Regions from separate parts of the Mus musculus genome. Here region 2 is linked to region 1. The links are chromatin contacts, found by Hi-C or POLR2A ChIA-PET in ENCODE. All regions are on one chromosome and are shown on one strand. Each heading gives the region's core, a stretch centred on a gene start or an enhancer-like site at or near the end of the contact. The rest is flanking DNA. Distances are from core to core; before and after follow the strand shown.

Region 1 (7,180 bases), core at 4,423-6,922:
CCTCTTCAGCTGCTAACCACATGCCCACAACCTGTTCTGAATGCTGCTCTCCCCCATCAGTGAGTGACTAGTCTGTCACTAACCTCCTGAACGCAGGGGCATCTTTTCTCCCTGAGCCCCTCCAGACCTCAGTTAACATATCCAATTTCAGGCACCGAAAACAGTCCTTAAGCCTGAATCCATAAAAGACATTAGCATCCCCCAGTTTACCCAGTGTGAGGAGCTGGGTGGGTGGCAGGGAAGGCTGGATATCACCCAGTATGTGGCCAGGCCTGGGGTCAGATCAGACCCCCATCCGGGTGGCACTGATTGCTGCTGAGTGGACCTGGTAAAGCGCCTGACTGCTCTGTGCCTGAGTTTGCCCCTCTAGAACAGCTCAGTACTGTTTACCGTTTTCCCGAACCTTGAGAAAGAAGTGGTCTGCGGCGCACCAGGTATCTGGCTATTACTTAGGGTTATGGATCGGAGTCCCTGAGACCTTCGAAGCAAACCCAGGGCATTTCCCAGATACTGGTATCTACTCTTCAGTGAGAGAGTAACATAACTCTGACTTATCATAAATAGTTTAAAAAAATAGTAAAGAATCCATTCAACACATAGATACAATTTTAAGGGGCTGGAATGATGGCTGGGTGGTTAAGAGAGTGAATTGCTTTTGCAGAAGGCCAGGGTTCGGTTCCCTGCGTAGGCTCTGGATGACACTCAAGGACCTGAAATCCCAGTTCTAGGGCATCCTGTGCTTCTTGGGTATCAGTACATACACATAAGCAAACACATTCATACTACTAATGATAAATATTAACAAGAAACAAAATTAATTTTTAAAAGGGGAGATAGTTGAGTGCTGACTCAGCAATGAAGAGCGCTCACGGCTCTTGCAGAAGACCTGAGTTCAATTCCCAGCACCCACCCATAACTGTCTGTAACTCTGGGGGGTTCTGCTGCCTGGATCCCCTGTGACTCCTGTACTCACACGTGTGCTCGCACGTGCGTGAATGTGCGCGCACACACACACACACACACACAGAGTTAAAATAAGGACACAATTAAGACTCCCAAGAACTTTCCAGTCGGCTACAGCCCAGGGGTACTAATCTCTCTGCTGTTTTCTGCTGAGTTACAGGAAACACTAGTGGCCGGACCCACAGATGCTTCGAGAAGATGAATGTTTACCTCTAAGTGGGTGGAAACACAAACAGACTATACCCAGAAGCCTCAAGAATGTCTTGTTTCTTCTCTTCTCTTCCCCTCCCAGCTAGAACATGCTTAAGCCGCCCCAGAGTGGGGGACCATGCTCAGACCGTCCCAGAGTAGATCACTGTACCTTTCTGTTTTCCGAATTCGGTGGTTTGGGGTCAAAGAATGCTCGTGGGTACGCCATGTTCCTGGTGGGGAAAGACAGAGGTAAAGTGGGGGTCCGACTGGCAGCTTAGACGCTTCTAGGCTGATTTCTTCAACTCTGAGGCTGACATAATGCTAATGTCCCCACGATGTTTATTTCTTTGATCTTTTCTCTGGACCATGACTTCCTCTTTAGATGTACAAAGTACCATCCCTTAAGTATATTCTGGCCAGCTACAGAAACCAAGAAACAAGTCTCTCAGCAAGGGCAGAAATGTGGGGTTTATAGGAATAGGGGTGGTTAAATATGAAAATGTAAAACAGGAAATTGTATCTGAGAGGTCTCCTTCGAAAGCCCCAAGGGGTGAGTACATGCCCTTACACCCAGTATTTAAATCGAGGCAAAAGGATTAAGGGTTCAAAGCCACCCTCTGCTACTTAGGTTTGCATTGTGGCTGAGCAGGTGGCACTGAAGCAATGGGGGGCAGTTCTGAGGACTGAGGTCATGGGGTGCCTTGCTCCTCAAGTGGCGTGTGTCCAGAGCTCAGCCGTTGGTGCATGTGACTCTCGGTTTTGGCATCTGTACAACTGTACTTGGATCACCTGGTTTTTGGGGAGGGGCCCAAGAGAACAGCTAAATTACCCAACGTGGAAAGGCCTTCTAAATGCCAGCTATTGTCAGTAAGGGAGAAAGGCAGGGATCTTCTATCTCTACCAGTCTCTTCTAAAGGGATGTGAGAGGGACAATCACACAATTCCTAGGCACTGTGATGCCACAGGGCAGAGGGAGGGAGCGGAGGAAGCCTGTTCAGAGGACGGTGGCCAGATGCGCCTCTCCTTTATTACCCCAGCGGCATCTGGGAGGCAGGGGTCACGGGAGGACTTTGGACCTGCAGGTTTGCCTGGGAAACAAAGGTCTCCTGTGCGTCTTGAGCTGGCTGAGCCAGTGTGGCGCTTGTGACCTGCGCTTCCCTTCCGTTGTTTCCCAGGTCTCTAGTAAGATCTTGAAGGGACACGGGATGATCCTGCCCTGCTCCTCCCTGCCCCCTCGACTAGCCAGATGTCCACCCCTATAATCCTATAGCTCCGCCCTCCTCTAAGGAGCTGAGACCCTGTTCAGCCTGTGCTACTTGGAAGGAGCATGACAAACATCCACACTGGTCTGATAGATTCCCAGCTCGCCTCTCTGCCCTATCCCTACTCTGTAGTAACTGTCAGGCAACAGGCCTGTGACCCCCAAAGAGAAACTGCCAGACTTAGGACAAGAGTGACTGCCATGGGCTATTGATAGTGGGGACTCTCCTGAACCCTGATGTCCCTCACCCAAGGCCTAACGGTACTTTCCAACTTCCCTGGCTTTGGTGGTTTCATGGCCCTCTCTCAGGAATCCAAATTCTTCCTGCTACCTAGGGCTCCTTAAAGGGAGGTCGGCACCCATACGCCTCTATGAAGACTTTGCAGCCTTAGAAATAAGCACAAAAATTCATGTTTTCGGGCTGGTGAGATGGCTCAGTGGGTAAGAGCACCCGACTGCTCTTCCGAAGGTCCAGAGTTCAAATCCCAGCAACCACATGGTGGCTCACAACCATCTATAATGAGATCTGGCGCCCTCTTCTGGAGTGTCTGAAGACAGCTACAGTGTACTTACATATAATAAATAAATAAATAAAAAAGAGTTTAAAAAAAAAAAAAGAACATCTCTAAAAAAAAAGTTAAAAAAAAAAAAACGCATGTTTTCATAAAGCTAAGGGTGCTCATTAGGTATGGCAGCACGCTGTAATTCTAGCACTCTAGAGGCAGAAGCTGGAGGATCACGAGTTCAAGGCCACCCTCTGCTACATAGCAGGTCTGAGGCCAGTTTGAGTTTTATGAGCTACGTACTGTCTCACAATGAAGAAACAAAGTAAACCCACATATATTTAACTTAATTTTTAAAATAAGCATAGAGTGTGTGTGTCTATGTGCGCTGTGTGTGAATGTGTTCATTCGTCTGCGTGACAGTGGTGGGGATGAGTGGGACCTAAGAGCGGGAGGAGGAGGGGAAAGAGTGATTAGATTACGTTATATTCAAGGATAGAATTGTCTTTCTTTTTTTTTATTTCCTGGTTTTTCAAGACTAGGTTTCTCTGTGTAGCGGTGGCTGTCCTGGAACTCACTCTGTACACCAGATTGGCCTGGAACTCAGAGATCCACCTGCCTCTGCCTTCTGGGTGCTGTGATTAAAGGCGTGCGCCACCACTGCCCTGGTGACATATGAAAACTTCAAAGAACAAATTTAATTTTAAAACATTGGCTACAAAAATTTTAAAAAGTTCCCAGATCGGAGAATTCTCTGTGAATAGATGGCTAGATCCCCCCTAAGATGCAGTGAGAGCCCCCTTGGACACTGCAGGCCCAGCCTCTCTCCTACCTGACTGTCACTTGGCCCTGATCACAAGGATGCTCATCTTCTGGCCATACTCAGAAAGCCACTTACCTTGCTGGACTACCTACCCTCCTCCTACAGCCAGGTTGAACCCTAACCTGCCCCTTCCTCCCTCACACCCAGGTTTTACTGTACTGTAGCAAACCCCAGCAAAAACAAGGAAAAGGACAGGCTTTCAGTTCCTAGCAGATGTTGTCAGGGGTTGTTGTCTTAGTTTTAGTACTGGGTACCAAACCCCAAGACTTCATCCATGGAAGGCAAACACTCTACCAACTGAACTATATCCCCAGCCCTCAAATCAGATTTTGAAAGGAAGAAAGTTCTCCTGAGAAGGAAAAAGGTTTTGCCAGATGCACTAGGGAGACACCTTGGGGCTTTTACCCCTTTCACAAAGAACTACAGTCAACTTCAGAACACTGAGAGCGGCAGAGGCAGTCTTCCACAGGAGAGGGCACGCCAGCTGGCTATCCAATACCAAGTGGTCAGCCCTGAAAGCATATGTACAAACTACATTATACAGACTGAGCAGGCTATATTTAGGAATATATATGTATATATATATATATATATATATACACACACATATATATACACACATACATACATATATGTGTGTGTATGTATATGTGTATATATTATGTATTCACATATACATATATGCATTATATATGTGTGTATATACATATATGTACATATATACATATGCATGTAACAACAATTAAAAATTTAAAAGGGGGCCAGCAATTTGAAACATCAAGGAGGAGTATATAGGAGACTTCAGAGGGAGGAAAAGAAAAGGGGCTACCAAGTACTTATGACCTCAAAAATAAAAGAAATAATAGCGATATTGTTTAAAAAGGAAAAGCTCTGATGAGGTGTGATCCAACTGTAACCGACCTCCCGTGTGAAGTCATGTTAGGCCCTTTCTAGGATGTTGCCAGCCTCAGCGCTGCCAGCTAAGGGGACCAGACTCAGTGGTTTGTTATTTTGCGACTGATGTGTGTCCTTCAGCCAGACACTAGATACCCACTTGTTCTCATCCCATCAAGGCTTGCTCAGGAGTGTGCAGAAGCTGCGTGCTGCGCTGTGCGTTTTTCCGGACCCCCTCGCCCAAGCCCAGATTCTAGGTATGGCTTAGGTCACCTCCCCGAAATAAAGCTAAACCCTCTCGAGGCTCCTTCAGTGAGCCAGGTGGAGGCTCAAAACAAGTTCTGTGTGTTTCCAGACGGAGTTTGCATTTCCCCAGGGCCATGCCCAGATGGAGCTTATCAAGCTAACTACTCAAACAAATAATAGATCCAGGTAAAAGGGAGCCAGGTGCAGGTAGGCCTGAGCTCAGAGTCCAGAGTGAGGAGTGAGCCAAGCAGTAGGAGACTGGCCACCTGAAGAGAAGGACAAAGTTGAAAAACAGGGGACTTGAGTCCCCACCCTAAAAGTGGATCCAGGAAGAAAGTGGCAACAGGGAGCTTCCCAATTAGGCCTGGACGGAATTCACCAAAAACGCCAGGGTCGCCAGCGTGCTCCGGACCGAGCAAAGGCCCCAGGGTCCGGGAGGCAGCCTGAGATTAAGGCGGCAAAAGGCGCGTCGCCGCTTCGAGTCGCTCCAGGGTGTCCGCGGGCGTCCGGAGAGCTGGGAGCGCACGCCCTCCCCGCGCCCTGGGCGCAGCGCCCCGCAGCGCTTACCTGGCGGGAACCTGGGTCTCAGGGGACTGCTGCCCCGCCGAGGAGTACAGCATGAGGAGGATCCCAGAGCTGGTGGCAACGAGCAACAACATCCGAAAGAGCCAGCGGCGCGGGAGGTCCATGTGAGCCTGGCCGGGGTGCGCCCCGTCTGCCGCCCTGCTCACCGAGCCCCCGGCCGGAGAGGACCGTCCCAGTGGGACCCGCGGAGGCGGCGGCCCTGCTCTGCCCCGCCCTGCCCAGGGCGGGCTGCCGCGCGCCTCCGGGTCCTGCAGCTCCCCCCTGTGTCCTCGCCAGGCCTTAGGTCGCAGCAACTCCAGAGACTGAGCGTCTCTAAGGCCGTCGTGCAGCTGCGGATGGCTGGAGCCGCGAGCGCTGTTCCAGGGCTGTCCCCGGGGGACTTCGATGGCGGCTACCCCTGAGGCTGCTCTCCAACGAGAGCCACACCCCGGATGTACCTATTCCAGAGTCGGGCAGGGATGTACGGTTCTCACCGTCCAGGGCAAGCATGTGCAGTGAAGGGTGGGAAGGGCACGAGGAGACAAGGCTGTCTGCTGCCCTGATTGAGCACTGTGCGCTTAGGGATGTCCACCCCAGGTTTCTGGACCAGAAGCCGGTGGCTGGCAGCTGTGAAACAATCTGGCCGGCTCCCTCACAAGGACCGAGGACTTGATGGGTTAAGGCTCTTGTACCTTATGTACTTGCAGAAGAGTATATTCAAATAATGGAAGGAAACCCCTTAGCTTGGATTTGGGGTTAAAGGTGGAGGGTTCAGGTAGGGAGCCGCCGGCCGTGGGGTGCACTAAGGGGCTTAGGTTGTCATCTGTTTATTTGGTGACTACCCATTGAGATGGAGGACGTCACGCAGGGAGCCCGCGGTGATGGTTGTTACCTCTCTGTTTGGCAACACGCAGAAAAGCCAGGCCTCTCCATGCGCTGCTCAGACTTGGCCTGAGAGGCGGAGAGACTGGGAGAGGTGGAGCATCAACATCGCCCGGGGCTGGGGAAACTGGCCTGCTCTTTGGAAGCAGAGCCCTTTCTGTCTGTGAGCCATCGGTGGTGTGTTCTTCAGTATAGTCTGGGAGAGTGGACCTCGGCTCCCCAAGCTTTAATCTGGTCTGATAGCTGAGAAAATTGGGGTTCACGAATTGGTATCTGCCCAGTGTCAGACCCTGGGTCTGTGGATAAGAGCAGCTTCTTCAGTCTGCGACCCAGTCTTGTGTGGGCCAGGACGGAGTCCCTGGAGTGTAGCCAATCAAATCAATCCTGCCCTTTGTTCCCGAGCTGAAAGTGTCGTGGTGCTAATGGCCACAGCTAAGAATTTGTGCTTTCACGTTTTGTTTTATTCTCCATGTCCATACACTTGTTGATGTGCAGGCACACGTAATTTGTAGAAGATCTCGTTCTCTCCTTCTACCAAGTTTGTCCCAGGAATTGAACTCGGGACCTTGGGCTTTATCTGCTGAGCCATTTTGATGGCCCCTGATTTCCAGTTTTTCCTTTCAATCTTTGCGCTCTTCCTTTGTCAAAATTGCTGTTACTTAACCCTGTACAGTTTCTTCCCTTCCTGGGGATGCTCGCTCTCTCCTCCTCCGTGGGAGTTGCCCCCCATCCATGTTAATGATGTAGGTCTATGTTTTTTTTTTTTTTACAGTGTCCCATAGCAACACTTCCTGGACCAAAGCATCCTCACTCCTCCCATCCAGTCTGTCCTGACACCTCAGGTTTCTCAGG
Region 2 (6,544 bases), core at 44-2,543, 150 kb after region 1:
TTAGACAGAGTTCTGCTAACAGGCTTGCGGATTTGTGTGTGTTTATCCAGAGACAGGGTTTCTTTGTGTAGCCCTTGCTGTCCTGGAACTCATTCTGTAGCCCAGGCTGGCCTTACAAAAATACCACTGCCTGTCACTGTCCATGGTTTTTGAAAACTTAACGTGAAATAATTTACCTGTAAGGGGGTCTGCGTTTCTCCCCCGCGTATTGGAAAAGATCATCTGTGAAAAACTTGGGCACCTTGTAGTCTTCCAAAAGTTTCCTTCTTTTGGGGTGTTCGCCATAGCTGCTATCGAAGATGTAAAGGGGACTGTCATCGCGGGTGCTCTCCATGTACTCGATGTAGTACTTCATCTTCATCTTAACCGAGTAGCCGTCATTATCCTCGCCGCACTTGAACTTCTGGTTCCGGTATTTCCTTTTGAGGCGCTCCAGAGTCCATTTCTCCTGTGCGGACCAGCCCTCTTGTGCATTGAGCAGAACCACGGGCTTGTAAGGCCTCTCGTAGCGCTCCACGAACTCTTTCACCGACAGCTGTAAGGCATCAGCTCTCTCCACGTTATCCTGCGGGAACAACAAAAGACCTGTCCCGTTAGGACACTGGAACAAGTCCAGTGGCGGATAAAGGTGTCCCACAGGGCCAATTAGCAAAGACACCCGTGAGCAATGGCACACACGAGCAAGGAACGAGCGAGCCTCTGCTCCTCCAGGGGGCCGGAGGGACGGAAGGAGGCCCACGTGCGTGCGGGCGAGCACGTCGCACCCGGAGCCACCCCTTCACGGGAGGGAGGGGCCCGAAGCTCCCACGACCGAGCGAGTTTTGACAGCCGGGCTGCGGGGCCCCATCGGGGGACCAGCGGCCCTCGGAAGGCGGGCAGCCGTCGTGTGGGGTCCCGCGCCCCGCTCACCGGCACGGCCGCGGGGTTCAGCGGGTAGCTCTCGTAGTAGTTGTGCCGGGTCCAGTCGAGCGAGTCCTTGAGCTCCGGCCGCGCACTTCGCTTGGCCTCGCGGATGCGCTTCTTGCTCTTGTGGTTCATCGTGAGCCGCTCGCCGTCCGGTTCCGCCCCGACCCCGACGCGGCTCGCGTTTCCTGCCACCAAACGCGCCCTCCCTCCCTGGCTGGCGCGGCCCCGAGACGCCCTTCGCTCCGGCCCGGCGCCTTTAAAGTCGCCTTCCAGAAGATTCACTCCTCAGCCGCCACCGGAGCTTTGGGTTGGGCGAACAGCGGCCTTCCTCCCCGCCCCACCGCCTCATGCGGTCCGCCATTGGCCTCAGCGACCTGCCAGACCCGCCTTCATGCACGCCAATTGGGCGCCATGTTGGGAAGGTCGCGTCGCCGACGCCCTGCCCCTCCCTGCTTTGGCCTACGCAACACTTCCGTCTGCGCGTCGCTTCCCTGCGGTCTCCTTCCGGCCGGGCCCGCTGCGGCCTCCGGCTTCCTGTGTTTGCCATGGACAGTGTCCGGCCCCGCGCTCCTTGGGCACCGCCTCCTGACCCGGCGTCCCTGGACTCCCCTACGTGCGAGCCCGGCCTCATGGCCGGGACCCAGCTCTTTCGGTTCCGGGAGGAGCCAGTTCCCGGAGGCAATCGGGCGGTGCTGGAGGTCCGCGTCCCGCAGGTGCGTGCGGCGGCACCCACGTGGGAGCCCCCTGTTTGGAGCGGGAGTGGGTTGTCCTTCAGTTCTCGGCTTCGTTCATTAGCACCAGGTCTGGTGTGAAGCCCGGTGAGGGGTTAAGTGCGCTCCAGTGACACATTTAGGGACAGTGCCAGGAAGTTCACTGAATTCCACCAGGAAAGTGGCTGTCTTGTCCTGTGATGCTAACTTTGTACTCTTTTGAAAGCATCTGTCAGTATATCTAACACGGCCTGCCCCCCTCCCCACCAAACCTCCGGGTACTCTTGATTGAACCTCTGCCTGTTAGGCAAGTGCTCCGCCACTGAGTGGTAGCCCTAACTCTCTGTTTTATTTCTGAGCTCAGGCAGGCTTTGAATTTGAACCCCCGTTTCCCGCTTCTTAGGGTTAGGAGTGTGCGCCACCATGCTGGCTTAAACAGTGCCGGGGCTCGAATCCAAGATCCATACACGATAGATGATAGTTGTGCTTTTGAGTTTATCCCAAACCCCGTAATCTTTGCTGTTTAAATTTTGGGACCAGGGATTCCTGTCTCCAACACCCCAATAAAATTTTATACATCGGCACTGGCTTGTTCCCTCCGAGCTCATAGCTACTCTAAAACTGACTAACTCTTCCCAGGTAGTCGGGTTTTACAAAGGATTTTCGTGTTGTAATGTAGGCAGCTGGACCATAGGTAGGTAGGTGTCCCTGGCAATAGTAAGGGGAGCAGAAGGTATAGCCTTCTGCTATACAATGCTGCCACCTGTAGCAGTCCTCGTTTGTTTGTTTTTTTTCCCAGACTTCTACACAAGTGAAGCAGAGATTTTGTTTTGAGACAGGGTCTCTCTATGTATCCCTGGTTATTGTGGAACACATTCTGTGAACCAGTCTGGACTCAGGGTTCACCGTGCCTCTGCCTTTGGAGTGTTGGGATTAAAGGTGTATTCCTCCGCCCTCCCAGCAGCCTCTAACATTAGAGAAGAGATTCTTGGCTGTGTACTACAGAGAAATATTTCAGGACAAATAAGCGTGAAGCAGAGTTGGAAGATACTAATAACCTGGATCTTTTTAAGTTTGGGCATTAATAGACAACTAGGAAAAGGACAAGAAGGCATGGGGTACAGACTTCATAAGTCAGAATACTGCACTTGAGTGTCTTAATAGCCATATGAATGATTTGGTAACATCTGGAGTTAAATTGTTTAAGGAATTTTTTTGTTTGTTTGTCTTGTTTTGTTTTTCGAGACAGGGTTTCTCTGTATAGTCCTGGCTGTCCTGGAACTCACTTTGTAGACCAGGCTGGCCTCGAACTCAGAAATCCACCTGCCTCTGCCTCTGCCTCCCGAGTGCTGGGATTAAAGGCGTGCGCCACCACGCCCGGCTGTTTCAGGAATTTCTAAGAAACTTGTTTTAGTAAATAAAACCATAGAACATTCTGGTTTGAAATATGTCAATATAAAGAACTCTGCTCCTCTGTAGACAAATGTCACGGTGAATTTTGTTAGTTGTACTAAAATTTGATCCTCACTTGGTGAGAGACTAGTCTTAGGGATGAGATCTTGACTTTCCCATGTCCTCCTTGTTTTTAGTTTGTCCTTTCTCAGCAGGTCAGTGTTACAGGGGAAAACACATAAGAGGCAGACCAAAACAACTTGTTTCTGTAGCTTCCAAATGTCTTCATGTCAAAAACTCTTGAATTTCCTTCCAAATTTAGGGAGTAAAGACACTCAATATGAGTAAAGAACCCCGGGGTTTTTATACACAAATCTGCATTTCTTCTAGAAACATCCTTCTCTGGGCCTTTATTGTACTCAAAGCCTAATCCATTGTGTTATAGACATATGTTAAGTCAGGGTCTCATGCTTAGGTACTGATATTTGTTTTTTGAGACTGGATTTCATTATGGAGTTCTGGCTGGCCTGCCCACTTGTGCCTTTCAAGTGTATTAAAGCCATGCACCACCATCCCCTGCTTTATTTTTTTATTTACAGATTAATTTTTTGCTGGAATTGATGGCCCATGCCCTTAATCCCTCCTTTAATCCCAGCATTCAAAAGGCAGAGGCAAGAGGATCACTGGAGTTTGAGGCCAACATAGTCTGCACAGTCACAACACAGTGACTTCCTCTCGAAAATGAAGAGTGGGAAGCTTTGAACTGCTGAATCTTCCATCTGGTCTGTATTTTTGCCCCGGGACTTCATTTACATCAAGTGCATAAGTACAGTAAACAAAACAATGTTTCTCTGGCTTTTTCCATCATTCATTTTCTAGTGTTCTTCATTCTTCTTGCCTCCACCCCTCAGTATTACGTTCCCTCTCTGCTCCCCAAATAAAGTTTATTTTTATGTTTCTTGTTCTTTTTTGAATCAAAGTCTATGCAATCCTGGCTGACTGAACTCATGGAGATCTACCTAGCTCAGCCTCTCAAGTGTTGAGATTAAAGGGGAGTATCACTGCATAGGCTTTTTATGCTTATAGGTATTTTGCCTGTATGTATGTATGTCTGAGCACCACCTATGTGTGTCCTCAGAGGCCAAAAAGGGCTATTAGGTCACTTGGAACAGAAGATCCAGATGTTCGCTGGCTGCCATAAGGGTGATGGAAATTGAACCCTGATCCTCTGGAAAAGCAGAGCTCTTTCCAATCCCTATTATTGTTATTTTTAAGTAGGGTTATGACATTTTGGCCTGACTGGCCTTGAGTTTGGGGCCCTCCTGTCTGCCCCCCTTCCTTCCAGTGCTGGAGTGACCAGTGTTTACCACTATACCCATCCATGTGCCGTTAGTGGACTGATGAGTAAACTCAGTCCCTAGAGTAAATTTGGCCCTCTCTTTCTTTTACAGCTTTGATAAGCTTTGCCAAAGCTAGTCTATCAGGGCACCCCTTCTTCCAGAAGACAGGCAGAAGGCTTATATTTCTGTTGCTAATATTCAGTGCTTTGTGCCTGGCATTGCATATTAACTACCCTAGGGAGACAGTGTCTGTAGTTGAGAGACTGAAGCCCTGACAAGTAGGTCATGTGACATTACACATCTGGATCTGGAGTAGTTGGTGGGGGAGGCTCATTGTGGAAGCATATTTTTCCTCTAAATGCTCCCCAGATTCTAATTGTTTGTTTTTACACAGAATCTAGAAGTCTAGTTCTGGCTGGCCTTTGATTTGTATGTAGTCAAGGTTGGCCTTGAACTTCTGACAATGCTCCTTCCTCCTATATGATAAGATTAGAAGTGGGAACCACATTCTGAAAGTTTTTTTTTTTTTTTTTTGGTTTTGTTTTTCGAGATAGGGTTTCTCTGTATAGCCCTGGCTGTCCTGGAACTCACTCTGTAGACCAGGCTGGCCTCAGAACTCAGAAATCCGCTTGCCTCTGCCTGGCAGATTTCTGAGTGCTGGGATTAAAGCCGTGCGCCATCACGCCCGGCTTCTCTTTTTGTTTTTTAAAATTCAGCCCCACACATGCCCCCTCCTGAGGGACATGCAGTCAGGCATGAGTTGAAAGACTTCCAAGATTTAGGAATGAGATAGGATAGGGACATGGGTCAGATGGAACAGGGTTTCTCTAGCACATATGTAGGTCTGGGTTTGATTCCCAGCACTTCATAAAATTGGGTGTTGGCACTTAGCTGCAGTCCTAGTACTTAGCAAGTAGAGCCAAGAAGATGAAAAGCTTATGGTCATCCTAAGCTACACAGTGAGACCAGCCTGAGCTACAGGAGACCACTGCCTTAAAACAATCAGAGCTACACAGAGAAACCCTGTCTTGGAAAAAAAATAAGGCTGAAAAGATGGCTTTGGTAAAGACACTTGCCTACAAGCTGAACAGCCTGACCTGAACTTCATCCCACAAGGTGAAGATAACTGACAAGTTGTCCTCTGGCTTCCACATATGCAATTTTTTTTTGAAAGATAGCCATTTTTGGTTTTACCTTCTAGTACCATCTTGTACTTAGAATTCAAAACTTCTGTGGGCCAATAAAACTCCGATCTGCTATGCCTGTGGGCTGTAGCCAGACTAAAGGCACTTGTTTGGGCAACCATCTCCTGCTGCTATAACCTCAAATCTTGCTTTACTGTTGTAGCCTTTATTTCCAACAAGATACTGCACATGACTGTCCAGTATGTAATATGTACAGTGTATGCGCTAGTCCAAAAAGTCATACTGTCCCTTCTCATTTTAAATGCTTGCAGAGGTGCTAGAGAGATGGCTTAGATGCTGCTCTTGCAGAGATCTGAGCTAGTTTCAGAATCACCAGGCATACTCATGCATGTACATATGTACAGACAAAACCCATACATAAAACCTGGGTTCAATCTAGGTAAATATGCCTATAATTCCAGCATTCAAGAGAAAAAGGCAGGATCAAGACCAGTCTGGGCTACATTGTAATAAAAGGACTGGTTTCAGAACCTGCCAGGTGTGAACTAGAGCAGGCCAGGAGTGTCATGGTAATAATGTATGTTAATGATGAACTTTCTTTGCAGGTCCTGCATGTCCAGTATGGAATGTATGTTTGGCCCTGTGCTGTAGTCCTGGCCCAATACCTGTGGTTTCACAGAAGATCTCTACCAGGCAAAGCTGTCTTAGAGGTAACCAGAGTTACCAAAATACTGGGTTATATTTGCTGTACCTTCATGCATTTAAATTAATCGGTTCGGCAAAGTTTGAAATTCTGAACTGGGAAAAGTATGTTTTTAAATTAAAGTGGCAAGTCTGGAAATTTTAGCTGTAAATGGAATACCAGTTTAGCAGCAGAGGTCTAAGTGGCTAATCCAAGTCACGTTTTCTGGCACTACAGTCAGGTTATTTTCTATTCCAGAACCTGTAAGCCTGAAGTAGTCCTTTAAATTTGAAGTATTTTTACTCAGAAATCTGCCTGCCTCTGCCTCCCAAGTGCTGGGATTATAAGGCGAGCACCACCATGCCCGGC

Evidence for each region. Hi-C counts contacts between places; a loop is a spot of excess contacts on that map. ChIA-PET counts read pairs that join two places held with the same protein, here RNA polymerase II (POLR2A).
Region 2: POLR2A ChIA-PET joins it to region 1 with 13 read pairs in Patski. The contact joins the promoter of Jmjd6 here to the promoter of St6galnac2 in region 1. A Hi-C loop is called at or near these places in 1 of 37 maps with a recorded cell type or tissue (T-helper 2 cell). POLR2A ChIA-PET finds 5 or more read pairs at or near these places in 4 of 5 experiments (Patski and embryonic stem cell).

What each region holds. Positions count from the first base shown.
Region 1 is chr11:116,688,988-116,696,167 of GRCm38, forward strand. St6galnac2 (ST6 (alpha-N-acetyl-neuraminyl-2,3-beta-galactosyl-1,3)-N-acetylgalactosaminide alpha-2,6-sialyltransferase 2) reads right to left here and starts at 5,673. Exons shown (of 9, transcript NM_009180.3): 1 at 5,450-5,673; 2 at 1,325-1,385. The coding sequence starts at 5,571.
Region 2 is chr11:116,842,156-116,848,699 of GRCm38, forward strand. It overlaps Jmjd6 (jumonji domain containing 6), which reads right to left and starts at 1,294. Exons shown (of 6, transcript NM_033398.3): 1 at 910-1,294; 2 at 177-565. The coding sequence starts at 1,038. It overlaps Mettl23 (methyltransferase like 23), which reads left to right and starts at 1,360. Exons shown (of 5, transcript NM_028865.3): 1 at 1,360-1,619; 2 at 6,099-6,203. The coding sequence starts at 1,452.